Linked DNA regions of Homo sapiens: region 1 is linked to region 2. A link is a loop called in an ENCODE intact Hi-C map of the cell type or tissue named here. Cell type or tissue: HepG2. All regions are shown on one strand. Each heading gives the region's core, and the rest is flanking DNA. Links, peaks and the distances in the headings are about the cores only. Region 1 overlaps LMBRD1 (LMBR1 domain containing 1). Region 2 overlaps COL19A1 (collagen type XIX alpha 1 chain).

Region 1 (11,036 bases), core at 1,002-9,001, 400 kb before region 2:
AATGTGTTTCTACTAAGAAATAATATAACTTTTGGACCAGGGTTTCTCAACCATGGAACTATTGACATTTTAGGCTAGGTAAGTCTGCCCTATGCACTACAGGATTTTTAATAGAATCTCTGGCCCCTACCCACTACATGCCACTAGCATTCCCCAATTATAACAACTAAAAATATCTCTAGATATTGCCAAATGTTTCCGGGGGGCAAAATCACCCCCATTTAAGAACCACTGCTCTAGATAAAAAGTACTTTTATGTCAACATGAAGTGAAAAGGCTAGTATTTCTCTCACTTGTGGTATAAAGATACAGCTACTATATTCTAAATCTAAGATAATTTGTAATTATGGAGATCACACACAAAATGATGAGAAAAAAATAATACTGTAATATATACTTACTCTAATCCAAAAGAACCATATGCCAATATTTCGAATTCCTGCCATTGAAGTAAAAATAAAGTACATAATAATAATTGTTATAAGAATATAATCAAGAGGGAAAACCTGAAAAAAAAAGATGAAATTAAATTTAACATATAAACTATAAGCACTCTAACAGTCATATAAAATAAGCTAAAAACTTCATTATTCTCATCCGGCAAATGTTTACAGTATCAACCTTGATTTAGATTAGGCTACTGTGCTTAAAAAAAAATCCTCAAAAAACTAACAAGTACCAAACTATTACCAAAATTTTTAATACCATTATCTTAAGAAAAATACTAAAGCAAATTAAACTAAAATTGCATTTATCTATGAGATAAAAGACTTGATTAAATATTAATACCAAAAATAATTTGGAGAAGGTCACCTCATGTTATATAATATATCCCAAGTCAAATTATGTATAACATAAAAGTCCAGGAATATATCAATATGATATTTAAAGCAACATGTCAGTGTGTAAATTACAGGCAAATAAAAAGTAAAACTAGAAAATAATATAAGCATATGTCAAACTATTCATAGGTTTTTAGCATAATAATTTTATGTGCAACAGGATGTCAGAATGTTTGCTAGACTCTAGCATTTTATACTCTAGCAGCTACAGTATAAAATGATTGATATTTTACTTACTGTTTGTAGTAAAGGCAAAAGCATATTCAGTGGATTACTCAGGTTAGCTCCAAAAATTATGAAACCAGAATCTATTCCAGCTGAATGAAGAGCTTTATCTAAACTAAAAAAAATTACAAAGAATGAAATTTATGTTATACTATCAAATTTTCAGCAAATTTAGAAAAAATATAATTTAAGCATGCAAATACACCTGAGTCAAAGAAAACAATGGATAACAAATTAAACCTCACTTAAATATCTCACAGCTATTGTTCAATTGATGGAGAATAAAGAAACACTCTATTATTGGACGTTTTAGCCATTCTTTGAGTTAATGCTATAGAACACTTCAAGTAAAAAAGCTACTTAAGATGAACAGCCTACACTAATGGCATTCAGCAACAAAATGTATATTATCATAGAATTTGTATAAGTGCTTTAGAAAATGTGTCTACTGTACTTACTTTGACAAGAAGAGAGAAATTACAAACAGCAATGCAACTAAGATGAAAAATATTCCCCAGACGATCTAAAAGCAAAAATATATTCATTAAAATATAGTTCTAAAAGTTGATATTAAAAGCACAAAATCATTATATTCAATATGAGTTGCTAGAATATGACAATGATCTAACAAAAACAATCTAAGATACATTTTAACTTAGTATACAATTCCAGGCATTTATACCTGAATTTTCATTATGAGACTATTTGATTGAGAACATGTACATAAAAGAGACAAAGCATTTGAAAAGTCTTCACTAATAAGTAAACAAATGAAACTCTTTGTTAGACCAAATACAAAGTCTTTATTCTATTACACTGAAATGAGACTGAAAAGTACATTATGACTAACACACAGACACACACACACACACACACCCCAAAACCATGAAATGCAGGTTATATTACCCTGTTAGTTAAAATAGAAAATTTAGAACATTTTCCCATAGAAGTAATAATATATATAAATGATATATATAGTGGTTAAATTATATTACAATCCATAAAAGCCTATACAAGTGATACTATTCCTGAAACAGAGTACTAACAACACTGAAAAAATTGTCAGGTAAAACAATGTTTCTGTGGAAAAAATGTCCTAAGCACTGTAAGTAGTGGAACATATTTCTCCCAATTGTATGAACTTTATATTAAAGATGGTAGAAAAAGAGGAAGAAAAATATTATAACTGAGTCTCTAATGAAAAGTTTCAGAATATAAAAGAGTTGAAATCTATGTTAGCAAAAACCTAAGCTCTTTTTCCCCGAAATCTTCCCCAAGTTGCGGGGACAACTGGGCTAAAGAGTTGTCAAGACCAGATCCAAAAAGAAGAGTCCCAGTAAGCACAGTTAAGTGTGTTGGGCTCCTCCTTTAACTGGAATTGATATAAATAGATCAATGAATGTTATGAAATCATGAATGGTAGGGAGATTTTTTCATCTTATTTCACAGGACTGTGGAAGTAAATTTTAGAATCCTGAGAGAATAAAAGAAGTAACACATGAAACTACCTAGCCTGAAAAGATGATTTTTGGAAGTAATTTTGGACCTGTGCTCTGGGGAATTCTTCAGTTATGGCTGGGTGCCTTTGGGGCTCACTGGGAAGGAGAGAGTTGACGAGAGGGGTCCAAGAAGGCTATAGTCATCTCTTGAAAAGAGAGTGATATTGCATGTACTATTTTTCATGCTAGGATTCCGCAAGAGAATTCATTATTTAAAAAGGGTTTCATTGCAAAAGATTTTGAAGTGACTCCTTTATAGTAACAACTGCTCATTAGTAGAGGGTATAAAGGAGTTATACTTTTTTTTCTACTGGATTCAGGCATCTATATTTGGTACTGTGGTGAACTGAAAAGCAACACAGACTTATACTTAGGATTCTCAAGTGAAAAACATTCCTTCCTAATAGCTGTTAACAAAAAATAGTTTGTAGCAGTATAACTATGAAATGCCAATTAGTAGTAGGAGAACATGATATAGAAACAGCATTTGAAGTTAAGATTCCCTCTCTTTGGTATCCATTTTGGCAAAAAAAAAAAAAAATTTAAAATTAAAAAAAAAACCCTCTTAGCTATCTTCCAAATCTGTAGAGATGACTGACCCAGAGTTAGACTGCTTAATCAGTGACTTAACAGAACACAGAACAAATGTAAAAAATACAAATATTTTATAAAGACCAAGAAAACTATACATACTTAAATACTAGAACTTAAATTAGTAGTTACAAAATCATGTCAGTGATGACCACATTGGGTTGACCTAAAAGCTACATATTATACTCTAGCTATAATGCCAATTTTGAAATAAAAATTAAACTATAGAGGTAACATCAATAAAAATGGAATAAGACATATGCAAAAACAATACAAAGAATTCCACTATACACTTCACTCATATTCTCCAAATTTTAACATGTTACCTTATCATTCTCTTTTGAACAAGTCTTAATTATTATATATCAATTTCTCTTGAACGAGGTCTTTCATAACCTTGACATTTTGTAGAGTCCAGGGAAGTTAATTTGTAGAATGTCTCTCAATTTGGATTGCCTATTTTCTCATGATTATATTTAGATTATGCTTTTTTCCAGAAATGACACAGACAGAGAAGTGTTGAGTCCTTCTCAATACATCATATCAAGTGGCACAGTCATGTCTATTTGCCCCATTACTGATGAGCTTAACTTAAATCATGTAGTAAGGTGGTTTCAGTCAGGTTTCTCCATTGTACAATTATTATTTCCCCCTCTGTAATTAATATGTTTTGTGGTGAGATACTTTCAGAATATGCAAAATCTTGTTCTCACCAAACTTTTAATTTCAAGTTTTGTATCCACTGATGCCTCTTCCCAGAAACAATACGTTTTTTTCTGTGGTATTTGTCAAATGCTGGTTTTCTAATTGCTTCTATATTTATTTGTTGGAATTCTACTGTAGGGAAGAGGTTTCCCTTCCCCATCATTTACTAATGTATTTACTTATGTCAATATAGACTTATATTTTATTCAATTAGTTATCATCTGTTATTATCATTATTTTGATACCTAAATGGTCCCAGATTTAGGCAATAGGAGCCCCTACAAACTGGTTCCTTTTATTATACGCCCACTATTCTCTTAAACACTTCTTACTTTCTGGCATCAGATGTTCCAAGCTTATTAAGTGCTTTCCCAGCCACAGTCCTAGAATCAGACATTTCTCCAAGCAGCCCTGGTTCCTTTTAATGAAGTTAGGTAGTGGTCTGTCTATTAATTAAAACATATGCATATGCAGAAATCATTACTTTATTAGTACTAAATTAGGACTCTATTTTCAATCCATGGGTGGTTGAATCTGCAAATGCAGAATCTGCAGATATAGAGGGACTGTTGTAATTCATCTGTTTTTCTTCTCCCTACCTCACTGCTTTCTGCTTTTATCTTATTTTCTTCTGTGTGATTCCTTTTGTTCTTCTGCTAGCTTTTTTGGGATTGGACATTTGTTTTTTTTTTTTCCACTTTTACTGGTAAGTGTGTTTCAGGCTATTAATTTCTCTTTTTTTTAAATTTATTAAAATACTGAGTTTTATTTCACATGCATATTTTTGTCTCCCCACCATTTCCATGTCTGACCACCACTACTACTATGTCCTATCATAACATTCCATACATACTTAAGACCAAGCAAAGGGTGGAGTTCCGTCTTTAAAAACTAAACAGGCATTTTGGACAACACATTATTGGCAATGGAGCCTGGACAACATTTATCAAACATGGTAGGGAAAGTTCCCACTCTGCATTATAAAAAGGACAGCCAGATATCAACTGCTACAGAAATGAAGTAAGACAGAAAAATTTTAACAAATTGTTTAAACTATTTTCTTAAAGAGACTTCCTCAACTGCCAGAGATCTTGAATAGCCTCCTGGTCAGTCATCCGGAAGCAATTCTTCATATAATTGATGAACTTGGCTTCCACTTTGGGAAGAGAACCACCTTTTTCTATACTTGCTTGCATTTTTGCTTTAATGTCTTCTACAGAACTAGGTCCTTTTGGTGTTTTAGGAGATTTTTCCTGTTTTTTGAAGGATTCTTACCCGTTTGATCTTGGTATTGATGATGGTTTTGAGTCTTTTCCATTCTGATTTGGCTTTTGTGCATTTTTGGCTGGAGTATCTCATATAGATTTCTTCACTGGTGATTTTTCTTCAGTTTCCTTATTATCAAAATCATCATTATCACCATCTTCATCATTATCATCATCATCATCATCTTCATCAGTAGCAAGTTTTACTTTTTTCTGTGGAACCTTGCTACCACCTCCAGGGACAGACCACTTTCCAGATATACTTAAGAGTTTCACATCCTCCTCCTCTTCATCTACTGACTGCATCTTCCTCCACTGCTACTAAATGTTGTTCACTAATATGCACTGGCCCTGAACCACACTTCAACCGTAAGACCACTGGTGGTGTTATTTCAAAGCCCCTAAGGAAAATTGTTGGCTGTACAGACATTTTCAAAGTTGCCAGTGTTACTTTAATTGGACTGCCTTTGTAATACACTGCCTCTGCTTCAACGATGTGTAATTCATCTTTTCCATCAGCCCCTAAACTGACCGTTCTTAAAGATAACTAGTGCTCATTTTCATCATTATCCACCTTAAAGTGATAATCTTTGTCAGCCTGTAGTTCACAACCAAATAGATAGTTCCAGGGCCTCCGGGGGTTTATGTCCATGTCCATCAAATCTTCCATCAGGTGGCAGCACACACTTAGGTGGGAGAGAAGGCAGATGGAGATAAACAACCACAGCTCAAGAGAACAGCCGCACAGGACAGAATCACATCAGGGACTGATCTCTATTTTAAAGGTATCCCACAGACTCTAATATGTTTCAATTATCATTAACTTTTAGAAATTCTGTAATTTATTTCCCCTTTCTTTTCACTCAAAAGTTGCTGAATATAAGGTTAATTTTCAAGTGAAAAGTATGTTAATCTATTGATTTTGTTACAATTTCTAGTTTTAACGCACTGCAATCAGAGAAAAATTGTTTGTAATATATCTACTGTTTGAAACTTCCTGATACTTTCTTCAGGATACAATTAATAATACGATCAACTTTTGTGTTCCCTGTACATTTGGAGAAAAGGTTATTTTCTATTATCTAGATGTAAAGTTTAAAAGTTGTAAGTTATACCTTACTGATTATTAGGTCTTCTATATTCTTACTCTATTTCATCCACTTGAAATGTTTTACCCTGAGAATGCTGTTATTCTCCTATTACTATTATATTTCAATCTCTACCTTCTGGAATCTCCCATAGTTTTTGCTTTCATAAAGGTGGCTGCTGTGCTAACTGGTACATAGATAACCACAGTTATTATATCTTCATTCTAAATTGTGGCTTTTCATATTTAAAAGTGTGTAAATTTTCTACTGCTGCCAATGACACACCACCACAAACTTAGTGGCCTGAAACAGCATCTACTTATTATCTCAGTTTCTGTGGGTCAGCTGTCTGTGCACAGTGCAGCTCAGTGGATTCTCTGCTCGAGGTCTCACAGGCCCAAAACCAAGAGTAGGGCTATGTTCCCTTCTGGAGACTCTGGGAAAGAAATACTTTCATGCTCTTTCAGATTGTTGGCTGGCATTCAGTTCCTTAAGGTTGTAGAGTTGGAGTTTTCCTTTCTTTGTTAGCTATCATTTGGGAACATCTCTCCGTTTCTTAAGGCTGCTTGCATTCCTTGTCACATTTCCCCCTCCATCTTCAAACCAGTCATGGCAAGTCAGGTCATTCTCGCACTTTGAATATCTTTGATGTACCCTTTATCACTTCTCTCTGACTCTAATCCAGAAAGTTCTCTGCTTTTAAAGGTTCATGTTATTAGACTGAGCCCACCTGAATAACCCAGGATAATCTTTATATCTTAAGGTTTATAACCTTAATTACATCTGTAAGGTTCCTTTGCCACTTAATGTCACAGGTTTCCTGGATGAGGGCATCATTAGGTGAAGAAAAAGGCACTGTATCTACCATAAAATGTGTCCTTCTTTGTTACAATTGGTGTATTTTGGCTTGAATTCTATTTTGTCTAATAGGATCATTGTTTCCTTATTGTTTCCATTTGTCTAGTATGTCTTTAAACACCGTTTATTTTTAGTCCTTTTGAACTACTGTTTTAGGTGTGTCTCTTTTAAATAGCATACATTGGATCTATCTTCTTTCTGAAGAAAATACAAATTTTCTTCTAATGGTGAGTTAGGTGTATTCACATTTGTTGATATTATGGACATATTTAGTCTCAATAATATCTTACTGTTAGATAATTTTGTGTATGTTATATTTCCTGTGTTCTTTACTCCAGGTACCTAGAATAGGCAAACTGATGGAGAGCAAAAGAGAAATCACTAGGGAATGGAGAATTACCGTTTAATAAATACATTGTTTCCATTTGAAAAAGATCAGAAAATGAATAGTGATGATGGTTGCACAACATTGTGAATGTACTTACTGCTATTGAATATACACCTAAAAATATTCCAAATCATAGACTGAGGCATATATATTTTACCACAATAAAAAAATCTAAAAAATATATGCAATATAATTACAAACATAAATTTATAATTTTGTGTATAAGCATAAGAAGTATATATAGTAAAATCTCAAGTTACATTTAAAACCTAATGATCTAGAAGTTACCCAGGCCAATTAGCTGTATAAGCTCAAAGTATACTCTTCTGTCAGGGAAGAGTTTATTCAAGTATTTAATGAACATCAGACTGTAGGCTTAGAAATGTGTTCAATATTATATATAAAGGCTGTTTTAAAGAGCTATTAACTTATTCTAATTAGGTGCTTATTTTTATAATTGTCTTCAGCACAAAACTAATCTCCCTTCATTTCCATGGTAGGATTTAAGAACTTCAAAAATCCTACATATAGAACTATAACAGCAGCAGCTGCAATTTTCTGAGCTGTTTACATCAAAAGGAACTGCACTGCATACATTATTTCATTTAATTCCCACAACAAAATAAAGTAAGTATATAATTCCATTTTAAGAATGAGAAAAGTGAGGTTCAAAAAGCTTAAGTAAGAAGTTACAGAGTTGGTGAGGAGCAGAGCAAGGACTCAAACCCAGGATTAGGTGACCACAAAGCCTATGCTTCTGAAATAAGTTATGTATATGCTAGGGAAATGCATGGCAATCACAAGATCAACAGGCATCTTCATGGGAACAAAAAAAAAAATCCTCTACTAATTTTAAAAATTGTAACTTTTTTTACATTTGCAAAAATTTAAATTTAATTCATTTCATAATAAGACAAACATGAATTATAGTAGAGAATAAAAGGTAACACTGGCACAAAATTTTGAGATAGAACATAACTTCTAAGAAATTTAATGTCAGGAACTTCTCAAAGGTCTTAAATTACCTTCAGTATACACAGAGAGAGCTGTATAGAAGGGCAAGTGGACCTAGATCCACTTTCTTCCTCTAGTTTGACTTGAATGTTAATGTTTAAGAAACACTAAATGAGCTGGGCGTAGTGGCTCAAGCCTGTAATCCCAGCACTTTGGGAGGCTGAGGCAGGCAGATCGCCTGAGGTCAGGAGTTCCAGACCAGCCTGACCAACATGGAGAAACCCCGTCTCTACTAAAAATACAAAATTAGCCAGGCGTGGTGGCACATGTCTGTAATCCCAGCTACTTAGGAGGCTGAGGCAGGAGAATCGCTTGAACCTGGGAGGCGGAGCTTGCGGTGAGCCGAGATTGCGCCATTGGACTCCAGCCTGGGCAACAAGAGCAAAACTCCATCTCAAAAAAAAAAAAAGAAAAGAAACATTAATTGAAAATTTGGCTTCCTATTTCTGAATTACACCAATTGTAGACAAACACAGAGATAAATGAACAGCAACCTTCATATCTCATTTAAGGAAAAAAAGCAGTGTTTATCTCCTCATAATACACATTAAACCCTCAATTACATAACGATCAGTTTGTACCCCTAGAGATTCCTTCAGGCATGCCTATTACCCTATTCCTAACTTAGGATCAGACATGGAAAGATGGGTAAAAATTTAGATCAATATTCAGAAATGACACATTTACTAACAAAAAGAATAACTGTACTGGAGGTTTCAGCCAGTGAAATTAGAAAAGTAAAAAATAAAAGCAATTACAAATCTTATAAGGAAGAAGTAAAACTGTCTTTTAGCAGCTGATATGATCATGTATAAAAGAAAACCTCCTAAGGAAGCTACAATGAAGGTACTAGAACTAATAATTTAACCAGGTTGCAGGATATAAGAGTAAGATACAAAGACAAATTTCTACATACTAACAACAAATATTAAAAACTGAAATTAAACAACATAATTTGCAAGACTATAAAAAATACTTAGAGGTAAATTTATCAAGATATTTTTAAGACCTCTACTTTGAACACTACAAAACATTCCTGAGAGAAATTTAAGATGTAAATAAATAGATATCATGTTCATGGATAGAATATATCAATTCTCCCCCAAATTTATCTATAAGAGTGAAAGTAATCCCAATAGATATCCTAGTGGATGTTTTGTGGAATTATAAATTGATTCTTAAATTTATATGAAAATGCAAAGGATTTGGCAAAGCCAAAATGATTTTGAAAAAGGAAAATAAAACTGAATAATTTATACTACCTAACTTCATGGCAGATTATAAAGCTCTATTAACCAAGTATTAGCATAAAGACATATATAGATCAATGAGTAGAATGGAGATTCCAGAAATAGACCCACACTTACACTACAATCAATTTATTTGACAAAACTTCCAAGGAAAGCCAATGAGCAAAGGATAGTCTTGAAAAAAAAATTATGCTGGAACAATTGGATATCCACATAGAAAATAAAATGAACCTTAACCCTTAAGTCATACCATAGCACAAAAGTAACTTAAATGGGGTCATGATCCCAAGCATAAGATGTAAATCTACAAAATTTCTAGAAGAAAATGTTTCTTACCTTAGGATAGACAAACATTTCTGAGGACACAAAAATATGAACCAAAAATAGACATATAAATTAATATTCATCAAAATTTAAGAAACATCTGAATTACAGTTAAGAAACCAAAAACATAAAGAAAACTTGCCACGAACTAGGAGACGATACAATACATATATGTGACAAAGTGCTAGATCCAGACTATATAATGAACGCTTGTATCTCACTCATAATAGAAAACCCTAATTTAGAAAATGGCCAAGAGATTTAAACACACATTTTACAGAAAATAGCCAATAAGCATACAAAAAGATGCTAAATATCATTTAGTCACCAATGAAATGCAAAGCAAAACTGTGAGATGCTACTGCATATTCATAAGAATAACTCTTACAGACACTACATAAGAGTTGACAAGAATGTGAAACAATGGGCAATCTCTTATTGCTGTGGGAATGCAAAACGGTTGTAACCCTTTTGGAAAACAACTTCGGCAGTTTCTTATAAACATATTAAACGTTAGATCCAAAAATTCTACTCAAGTATTTATCCAAAAGAAATGAATGAAAGCACATCTACACAAAGGTTTGTACAAAAGTGTTCATATTAGCATTATTCATTATAGTCTCAAACCAGAAACAACCCAAATTTCCACCAACAAGGGTGAGTGAATAAACAAATTGTGATACAGACACACACTGTAATACCACCGAACAATAAAACTGAATAAACCACTGGGCAAAAAAATAGTATTAAATAATAACATGAGCAAATCTCAAAAACTGTGCCATGCCAAAGAAGCCATCAGACAAAAGATTGTACACTCTATGATTCCATTTATTTAAAATTCCAGAACACATAAAACTGACCTCTAATGATAGAAAGGACATCAATAATTACCTAAAGTCTGAGCTCAGGGGAGCAAGAGAGGGCATGAGGTAGATTTTTCGAGTGATGTGGATGCCCTATCTATCTATATTGGGCAAAACCAGT
Region 2 (11,036 bases), core at 2,099-10,098:
TAAAAAGTGCTATAAAGATCATCTAACCAGTTAGCTTATCTGGATCCTTTACCCCAAGCTTCTAGAAAAAAAAAATATTCAATTTCTTGTAGTTCTGGTAACTCTGCAGCCTATGAGAGTCTGGTTTGTGTCCAAGCTGCTCCACTGACACTGCACTCTCTGTGGTCACCAACAATCTCTGCATTGCAGATTCCCTGAGCACTTTTCAGGCTTCTTCTTACTTTACTGCTACACAGAAATGTATACTATTGACTGCTCTCTCCTTGAAACTCCCTATTCTGTTGGTTTAGCAACATTGGGTTTTTTTCTCCTATGCCTGGGGCCATCTTTTTGTCTCCATTAACAGCTTTTCTTCTACCCCCTACATGTTGGATGGATTAATGAATGCCAGTTTTTTATTTCAACCCAGACATTGTTGCTGAGTCCCAGGCTGGTACATTCCTTTATTTTTTAGTATCTCCACTTGGAAGTCTCCTAGCTACCACAAAAGTATAATGTCCAAAACTAATCTCTAAAAATAATCCTAGATTTTTTTGTTCTTCATCCTCTTCATCTAAACAGTCTCTAAATCATATCAGTTCTACATCCCAGTAGCCCACAAATCCTCTCCGTCTTCACTGTCAACGGCCTTAGTTTAGACCTCTGTCAATTTGAACCTATATTTTTGAAGTCATCTGAGAGCTGGTCTCATTGCCTCTACCTTCTCCAAGTGGAGCAAAACCTCTAAATCATGACAGCATCTAGGTGGGCTTGGATGGCTTAAAATTCTCTAAAAGCTTAAAACTATTTGATTTTAAATTCCTCAATCGCTTCTTTTTTCTTCAAGAAAGATGGATTCCACATCCTCTACATGCCATTCTGGGCCCTTCATGGTTTGCCTTTTACCTGCCTTGGCCTATCCTCCTCTATGCCCTTCCTTCTTTTGTAATCAGTAATCTTCGCTTACTATTTCAAAAATGCCATCACTTGCAAATGTTCTCCAGTAGGCCTATATATGCTTCTCTCTATCTTCATGACTCAGCTCAAACATTTCTCCTATAGAAGCTTTGCCAGTGCTCTCAGCATTTGAGGTTTCCTCCCATGGTCCTGTATCTTACACCTCGGACAGACACGGCATGTTACTTTGGACTCTTATTTTCCTCATCTGTCTGACCACTGCACTGTGACTTTTTTGAACCTCTATTTTCTCACCATTGCTTAGAACAGTCTCTAGCCTATAGCATGTGATTATTGTTTATTTAATGACTGAGTAACAAATGAATATATTTTGTAGACGAAAAAATTAAAACCAGGTAAGTGACCTAAAGACCAAAAACACCCTGCACCACCACTAGAGGGCCTCAACCCAGTACCCTAGGAATCTCTTAGGATGTGCTCACCTGCCAAAAATGAACATGATTGCTGTCCTGTCATTGATTTCATTTCACTTTAGCCATTCTAGTGGATTGTCCTATTAACAATGCATTGGTGCCAATTGATATTTGTTATATAAAAGCACATTGGGGGAATGAGGGGGTGAGGAAGCATGAGCTGGGTGTCTGCATTAGTCCATTCTCATACTGCTATGAAGAACTACCTGAGACTGGGTAACTTATAAAGAAAAGAGGCTTAATTGACTCACAGTTCCACAGGTTGTTCAGGAGGCATGACTGGGAAGGTCTCAGGAAACTTACAGTCATGGCAGAAGGGAGAAGGGGAAGCAAGCACATCTTCACATGGCAGCAGGAAAGAGCGAGTGTGAAGCGGGAAGTGCACTTTTAAGCAACCTAATCTCGTGAGAACTCACTCACAAGACAGCACTAGGGGGATAGTGCTAAACCATTAGAAACCACCCTCTTGACCCAATCACCTCCCACCAGGTTCCTCCCCCAGCACTGAAGACTACAATTTAACATGAGATTTGGTTGGGGACGCAGAGCCAAACCATATCAGTATGCTAGAATCTAGTCTTTTAAAGGCATCAGTTTTGTTGATTTTTATTTCAAAGTTTTAGGCAAAACAGAGAACACATTGTAAGATCTTTAAAATAATTGTTTCATGCTTTAAAGAAGAAAAGCTGGTGAATGCTAACAGGCAAGATTAGACCTTCGTGTAGTTTTCTAAACCTATGATGCTGCTTTTAAGACAGGCTAATTGTTGTCTCAAAGGAGGAATTTGAATGTTGAAGGCCTTTATGACAAGCTTGCCAAATGTGTAGGAGAGAAGAGGATTACACCGAATTCTGGAATGAGTTCTCAACTATAGATCAAATGAGTTTACTGAAGAATTCAGAAGATTAAAAAACATGTGACTGTATGATAGGATTTATAATATTCAATTCCGCAGACTTTAGTTTGTTGCCAGAGTGTTTGGGGGAGAGAGGTGCTTATTTTTATTTCAAATATAGATTTAGAACTTAAACTCAGCTATGGGTCTGACACACAGTGTTCATTAAATCCTGGGAACATAATATTTGAAAAAAATGGTTTATTAACTTTTTAAATATAATAAAATACCCAATTTGTTAGAAAAATTAGGAAAAAATCTATGCAGAAGACAAAGTGTTTACTTTGGTGGCATGATCTCGGCTCACTGCACCCTCTGCCTCCCAGATTCAAGCAATTCTCCAGCCTCAGCCTCCCGAGTAGCTGGGACTACAGCTGCGCACCACCACGCCCAGCCAATTTTTGTATTTTTAGTAGAGACAGGGTTTTACCATGTTGGCCAGGATGGTCTCGATCTCTTGACCTCGTGATCCACTCGCCTCAGCCTCCCAAAGTGCTGGGATTACAGGTGTGAGCCACCGTGCCTGGCCAGTATTCACTATTTTTAAAGTATCAGCAGAGCACTTGTTATCTCTTAGGATTTCCCAGGGAGCTATTTGTATTTTATTACAATTTACAAATAGCTTAAGAGATGTTCCCCCTTAATTGTGGACATTTTTAGATCAAAACATTATTGTTTTTCATTTATATTTCTTTTCCAACATTGAACCCTTTATGACATGCATCTTACTTTATAGCAAGAAGGAAGTCAAGAAGAGAACAAGAGACGGGTTGGTAGGATCTACAGTTTTTCTAATTGTTACTGGAGTTAGTATATACCTCGCCCCAGTGGCCAGTATGTGAGAATCCTGAAGCATGTGTTAGAATATCTTATGAAAATGTGAAATGTATTTTTTAAAAAATTTTAATTTTGTCTCTTGTCAAACAGTAATTAAATACTATGTAATATCCCTCAAATAAGTGAATATTTTATATCATTTAAACATTATGTTTGAGCAATTAGTCTTTAGGAAAGTTGGAGGGAGACTTTATTCTAGTCAGCATGATTGTCTGCAAAGAACAAAGGAATAGGAATTACCAGGAGGCATGATTTTTTTATTTTTTTAATAACAGCATACTTTATAAGAAAATGTTCTTCCCTTTGGGGGTTTAAGATGTTTCTGAAATCAAACATAGTGTTGTTATTCGGGGGAGTGTCAGTGAAGACTTTAAAAATCTTGAATTGAAGGGACTCTAAGTCCCCAATGGCCTGAAGCAATTCAAATAAAGTGTTTTAACCAGTCCTTCTACTTGATTATTTGTTCTGAAGCCAAATTAGTATATTCTCAGTTTCTTACAAAATGTTTGTACCAAAAGGACAACTTGTTTACCAAAATAATTTCTGACAAATAGCTAAGTGTGTGCGTGTGTGTGTGTGTGTGTGTGTGTGTGTGTGTAAGAGGACAACGTTTTGTCCCCTGAGACATTATATCTCCTAGGGAAAAAAGATTTCTAATAATGGAAAATTTACTAACACTAGTTTTATTAAACTAACATTATTAAATTATCTTTGTGAATCAGTGTTTCATGGAAAGTCATGTATATCACTCCAATTTAGCTTAACTATTATTCAATAGCAACTTTTTGTGTCTTTAGGACTTATTTGAAATTTATACACATGCAATATGCATATAATGAAACTATTCTTAATCAGAGTGCTTGTCATTGAACAGTGACTAACCTGGTTAACAGAGCTAGCTACAATGTATTTTTGTAAAGTATTTGTCCAATTCCTTGTTAAAAACCAGAGCTGATCTTACCTATACAAAGGAAAAAGCTCCCAAAGTGTCCCATGTAACTTCTGCTATCTTGTCCTAAGCGAATATTCTTCATTGGAGGGAAACTATTACATAGAGATCTCTTGGATTTATTTCAATACATAAAGATTACGACTGAGAACAGTTTTTCAGTATGAGAGGGCTAAGCATCTCCCTCGGGAAGGAAATAGCACTAACTCCTGAGGAAACAGGTTCAGAGGAAAGAGGGATGAAGCAGACCAGGAGAATGTATTACCATCACGAGCTCTGCATTAAGTACTGTATTTCCAGTGTCTTAGGGAATCCTTACAACTATCTTGAAAAGTAGAAATTATCTTCATTTTATAATGGGGTAAATGATACTTGGAAATGTCAAGTAACTTACCCAAGATGACACAAGCAGTGAAGACAGAACTGAAACACAGGAACTGATCCCTAAACCTTTATTCTGCCAGACTTCAGGTGTGAAAGACAAGCTTCTAGTTTACAGTTCAACTAAGATTATTCTTCCTCAAACATCATACCTAGAACAATGTTTGAGTTTTCCGTTGCAATCAATGGCACTATCCTGACTCCAGACAGCGAGATGGTATAGGATAGCATAGGATGGCGGTGAGGAACTTAGTCCTTCTCCTCACTAGCTTGTCCTGGAACAATTTTCTTAATGTTTCCTTGTCTCCATTTTCTTTTCTGTAAATTTGAAATAATAGCACCTACCCCACCTACTTTTTCCCACAGTGGCTACAAGAGCCCAATGTCATTGATATGAAAGAACTTTCTTCTAAATGTAAAGCTCTATCTAAATGTATCTTAGTTCCACTGTTATTATTCTGAACACCCATTCACACTGTAGAGAGAAGAGATTGTCTTCAATCAGTAATTAAACCAACACTTCTTTTCTCTCTTTACAGTTCTCCAAAAATCTAGTTAACAGAAATTTGAATGTCTATCAATGAATTGCTGAAATAAAAGATCACTTTGCATATGTCACACTTATTCTAGATACGTCATGAAGAGATCCAAAAGTTATTCCCAATTAGGTAACAATAACAACCAGGTCTAAAGAGTCAGTGATGTTTTTTCTCCCGAGATTTACAGCCTCTTCCTTGCTTGTGGGGCTTGTTCCTTTACCATCTGAGCTGTTGCATTTTATTAGTTGTGATGTTCTCTAAGTCTCAACTGTCCTTCCTCACACTCCAATAAAAGCTTGTCTTTTTTAAAAACCTTCCAGTTATCTGAGTAGCATAAGCAGTGGAAAGTAATAGACTTATGTTATGATAATGAGACTTGGAAAGTCTCAAGACTTGGAATGCCTTTGTTTATTTCAAAGTATTCTGGTTTTCAGTTCCTTTAGAAAAGAGAGGAAAGCAGCTGGAAATGAGGCGGAGCAGGAGAGAAAGTAGGAGAATTTAACTAATGAGCCATTAAAGGAAGTAGGTATTAGCCCATCCATTTGACATTAACTTTACTTCTCATTCATCATTACTGGAAAAAGCGTTTATTAAAAACCACACTAATTTAAAATTGTGTTATTATTTCTTCTGCTACAGGCAAGACTTTTTATTTTCTTTCTTTTTTTCTTCTGGTATTGTTTTTATGCATTGTTTCATTATTGCAGTATGAGAATTGAGCAGTGGGCTCCATTTGTCACATTTGTGTGCATAGCAATTTCAGTTGAAAACAGAAATTCAAAAAATTTTGTAACATGGGGCAACAGCTCCATCTACTGTTTCCATAGGAAAAGCTCTAGTCAAAGAATGACAATAGCTCTTTGAAGGATGTCAGAGGAATGGAAATTTTTCGATGTTTGAAGCTTATAAATCCATATGATTTTTAAAAAATTATTTTCAGGATTTTGTTACATTTATGCTTACCTTGAAATTTAAATATAAGTGCTATTTCATCAGCAGTCATTTTCAATGTCAACTTGATGCTCTTTTGAGGTAAAAATCCATACCTACTTCATGGATCTCTAAAATGCCCTTCTATTGTACAATACCAATAAAACTCTGCAGCATTAATTTTTGGGAGCTTACTCCAACAAAACATATGCTTCTTTTCTAAAACAAGTCTGATTTGAAACATGTACATTCATGTTTCTATTTTAATTTTAACTTCAGTGTAGAACTTCTTCTACCTTTAAAGCATGAATCATTGCACAGTCCTGAAAGTTACAATTATACATCAGTTTGCACAATTAAAAGAGTAAATTTAGGGTGTAAAATTTAATTTATTTACTAAACAAATACTTATGGCCTATCTACTATGTGTTAATCACTATTACAAACATTGAATATACAGTGGTTAAAAACACAAAGCAACAACAAACTACAGATAAGGTCTCTACCTTTCTTTATAACTTACTGTCTGTGGTGAGGCAGTACACCAATGGTTAATAAGCAGTTAAATAAATAGACAAAACAATTTCGGTTTAGAGTGAGGTGCTATGGGGGGAATAAACTGGGTAATGTGATAATGATTTGGAAGGAGGAGATGTTCTTCTCATTACCATCTAATTGAGGTGGTCCAGGGAGGTGTCTCTGAGCAGAAGACATTCCTTGAGAAGGAGCTGGCCATGTAAGGGCCAGAGCAAGAACTTTCCAAACAGAAATATCAGGACTTGCAAAGAGCTTCAGGTGGGGAAAAGCTTGATGTATTCAATAAACATAAAGGAGCTAAGAAAAGAATAGTGCCAGAAAAGATTTGGGAGCTGAATGGCTTCATCATATAGGGCCTTATAAGAATGGAAAAGAAGGGTTGGGGGGCAAGTGGAGAGATACACGTAGCCATGAAATAACCAGTTACATCTCCGTTTTGTAAGTGTGTGTGTGTGTGTGTGTGTGTGTGTGTGTGTGTGTGTGTATCTGCAGCGGTTTGATTTTTTTATGTGATGAAATTACTGTTCCTACTGATTCAAATAAATTATTCTGAAGGTAATATTGTTTTTAGCCCATTATCTTTAGTCTTTGAGTGGACGGGGAATAGGCTTGTTTGCTGAAAGAAAACAAAATTGACAAAGGTTTGATTGTAGCCCATTTAATTTCAGTCTTGTCTGAATCCACTGGATATCACTTTGGTCATTAGAGATGGAGAATTTCATCACATCTAAGTCTTTTCTTTTTCCCCACAGCTAAATCTGATGTTTCCTTTCTGATAGGCTATAGGTTGAGTCAGTTGAACAGTTGGGGCAATGAAAATACATACCCTCAAAACGCCATAGAACTAAGTGCCTTCCGGCACTTGTGCCCCCTTATCCATCGCTGTTCTCAACTTGAGTATCTTCCGTCTCCAACTTTATTTACTATGCACTGAAAACTGAAAGGAAAGTTATTATTTTCAGCATATAGCAGGACCCACCTCTAAAACAATTTAGTGTCCCAAAACACATTTTTGGACTGCTGAATAAAGCAGATGACAAAAACTGTCTCAGTGAAACATTTGATCACTTGTTAAAATACCCTCAGAATACCTTGAATGTGACTACATGCATTTTGAAGCTCATCATGTATCAATGGGAATCCAATTCAAATTCTTAACATCCCTTCTAGAAGCTTGAACTGATCAGGGCTTAGTCATGTTGCTCAGTTTTCCTTTCAGCAAGAGAACCACAATCTCTTCTGTTAAATGACTAAAGTCTGTGCAATGTAATATCTTCAGAGAAAATGAACCTAACAATTTATTTGAGTCAATGGGAATAGGAATTTCATTTCTTAAAAAAAAGTAAGATGACACTTTCTCAGATTTAAAAATATAGACACATAAGACCTATAAAATGGAGACATGGCTAGTTAATCATGTTTATTGCCACTTGTCCCTCATGGGGGTAATGGTCCCAGACAAAACAGCTGTTCCCAACATTGCTAAAATTCCAGTGTCACCTTGTGTGACCACAGAATACATAGACATGCATGTGAGGCAGCTGGGGATATCAGGTTGAGATTTTGAAAACTGGCTCTCAGGTTTTATTTTCTAATTATTTCTCTTTTTCTCTCCCTACGGACAGCAGCAGTAGGACATTATTAGTCACTTTCTGACTTCCTGTGTTTTTTACTAATAGTGGTAACATTATGGTGGAAAAAATATTATATTTGTACAGCCACTGACTGCTTGTTTCATCTTGTATTATGTTCTTGAAACCAACTATTAAGACATCTGGACTGACATGTGTTATTTACAGCAACGATGAGACAGACTATTTGAAATCCTTGATCTGTGGTCACCAAACTTGTAATTAGTTGTGATGGTGCCTGGATTCAACATCATTTCTTTGTGTTGGGTAAACATTAAGATTTGAGAAGTCAAAGGCCAGTCAGATTTATTAGAACCTTAATTTTCAGAACGGGATATTTGTTTCCTAAATAATCTTATAGTTTGCATTTGATGATATAGTTTCCAAGAGGATCTCCATACTGTATGTAATTTTACTGCTGTATATCTTTGTGAGGTAGGCAAGAAAAGATTATTTTCATTTAATAAGAATATTCTAGGTCCTGATGAATAAGGAGCTCAGCTCAATTTTTGCAGTCAGTTTTCTCTGCACATCAGTAACTATAGCTTAGTATGATCAAAGTAAAGACTGAAGGAAATTATATAACTAGAGAAGCAACAAGTTTTCAGCATTGTCTAGGGGACCTAAAACATGGAAGAAAAGTTGGCAGAAAATAAGATTTGAAGGGTCTTCAGCTATGTCTGTAATGAATTCATTAAAAAGTAGAAAGACCCAAAGCAAATATCGCAAAATTGTTAATATTTGACAACATAGGATTTTGGACTCATTGCAATTTATATTATTTTCTGTACTTTTCAGCATGCTTAGAATAGTTCAAATTCATTTTAAGAAGCAGGAAAAACATTCTATGGGATTAGTAACAGTTAATATCACTGATTACTTCTTCACTGGCTGATATCATCAGTATCTTCTCCTTTGACTGAAATCCTTTGTGGAATGGGGCCACGTGTTTTAAAACTAAAATTATTAACTATTTTTTAGAACTTTCCTGAGCACACTGTCTATAACCATGGTGTTCAGCTGAGCCAAGAATTGTCATTTGTAGATTTATCATTAGCACAACCTATAGATAAGGGAGAGACCTTAACATCACACATTTGAGTTGAAAGTGAGGACCACAATCACCCAATTATTCCAGAGCTGCCCAGAATGTCCCCAGCTATTCAAATTGTGCACATGCTCTTGGCCTCTATGTAACTTGGCAGTGTATAAGCTAGTGCCACCAGCCTGGTTATCTTAAGTCCCAGCAGTGTGCCTTGAAACTTGCATTTTCTTAACTCAGGAAGAGTTGTCATTCTACCAACACTTTTAAAGAGAATGAATGTTATCACCTAATTACAGTAAATGGAAACTCAAAGCATTCATAGGTGTGGGCTGCCTGTGGGGTCCATGTAAGCCATCTTTCCTCCAGATTTTGGTGGCATATTGAAAAATTCCTGAGGTCAAACAAGGGGATGGAGGCACAGTTGTTCCTAAGGTATGGTTTTTGTTGGTGGTGATCTTTTGAGGACACCACTGGATACAAATAATTTGTTTCACACATTCCCCTCCTTGCTAGTTTTCATGCCCCTGTGGCTTTTATCACCTTGTACTGGGTCATTGATGTTGCATCTGTGGGTGGCAAGGCACTCTAAAGATTCCTGCTGCTCCTTATATTGCAGGACACTGACAAATAATATTTTTCCTTTTTCAGGACATACTGGGGAGAGATGAGTATGAAACATTTTATGGATGGATAAGCAGAATAGCAGCATTAGGGGAGGAATCTTTTTTTTTCTAACTATCATGCCATGGAGATCAGTCAAAATGTCCCACTCTATCAATAAGGCAGTGGGCTTTACACCAATTAGGTTGATATCTGGGGAAATAAGTACCTTTAAATATATTTTTTTCTGCCTTAGAAAACAAAGTGTTAAAAAATCTACAAGCTTCCTAGCATAATTTAGAAAATCTGCTTTTATGAAATGGGTTAATTATGCCCATTGAATGCATTCACTGTCACAGTCTCATCCTCCCACTTCTGTTCCAAAATGACAAGTGAAACCAGGGACTGTGCAATTTTGGAAGACAATCAGATCACATATTGAGTATTTTGCTTATTCATACAACCATAAACGGCCTATGCTTGAGTTCCCTCAATTACACAGCTCAGTATGCAGGCCAGAAGCAGACAAGCCCAGCTCAAGTGAACACTTTCCTGGAATACACGGGGGAACGAGTTTGAAAAATGTCCAAAGTGGCAGATGTGAAAAATTCTCATTCAACATCCAGAGCTGCCTTTGCTGCAATCCTTCACCTGTTAATCGCACTGCCTCTGAACTTGTGAACCAGGGATGCTAGCGATATCTTAGACTGAGACACTTAGGAGCTATAGATCTTTCAAGGTATGGTGCCAGTATATGCCAAGGTGGGGGAAAAGCTAGCGAGACAAGACAAGATCATGGATCACAGCACTGCTCAGAATTTTCAGACATTCACCAAGAATAAGCATGTCGCTGCCAGCTTCCAACTAAACTGTTATTATCTTTTGTAGGGGAAATTCCCAAAAGATGTCCTTGATAAATGCTTAAACCATTGTACTGTATCACTTAAATTCTTCAGACTCCTGCAATGCTAATACACAATCTCTCCTCCACAACAGAATACAATGGCACTATTGTAGTCTTAAGTGAAGGATATTTCATTTTCCCTGAGTGAGACAACTTTCCCACAACTGTTATCCACTGCAATTTCATGCTCCTTGGAGTTTCTGTGCACCAAAATCATCCCCAAGCAATATACTCTCTTGATTAGCTAGTATTTTATTCCACCTCCTTTGACTATATTTATTTTTTCTTTTCTTCCACCATCTTATAAGCGCGAAGGCTCCTTGCCCTTCATTTGGCATTATTGAAACCTCAAAAGTTATTTAAGATGCTGGTTGAGATTGTTAACTTCCTTCCTTTTCCATCTCAGCCTAACTCTGAT

The links. Peaks named below come from ENCODE experiments on the same cell type or tissue, not always from the same donor. Only the 100,000 strongest peaks of a DNase experiment are listed, where the experiment ranks them.
Region 1: a loop joins it to region 2, with 4 times the contacts of the local background. A loop is called at or near these places in 2 of 110 quality-filtered maps.

What each region holds. Positions count from the first base shown.
Region 1 is chr6:69,700,364-69,711,399 of GRCh38, forward strand. LMBRD1 (LMBR1 domain containing 1) reads right to left here. Exons shown (of 16, transcript NM_018368.4): 10 at 1,526-1,590; 11 at 1,080-1,182; 12 at 402-506. It also overlaps the pseudogene NPM1P37. Among named protein-coding and RNA genes, the nearest start is that of LMBRD1, 91 kb to the right of the region's middle. In HepG2, for the core only: a CTCF peak has its summit at 5,789 (motif pointing right); no DNase peak of the experiment used is centred there.
Region 2 is chr6:70,102,662-70,113,697 of GRCh38, forward strand. All of the region lies in intron 16 of COL19A1 (collagen type XIX alpha 1 chain), which reads left to right. Among named protein-coding and RNA genes, the nearest start is that of COL9A1, 190 kb to the right of the region's middle. In HepG2, for the core only: a CTCF peak has its summit at 5,789 (motif pointing left); no DNase peak of the experiment used is centred there.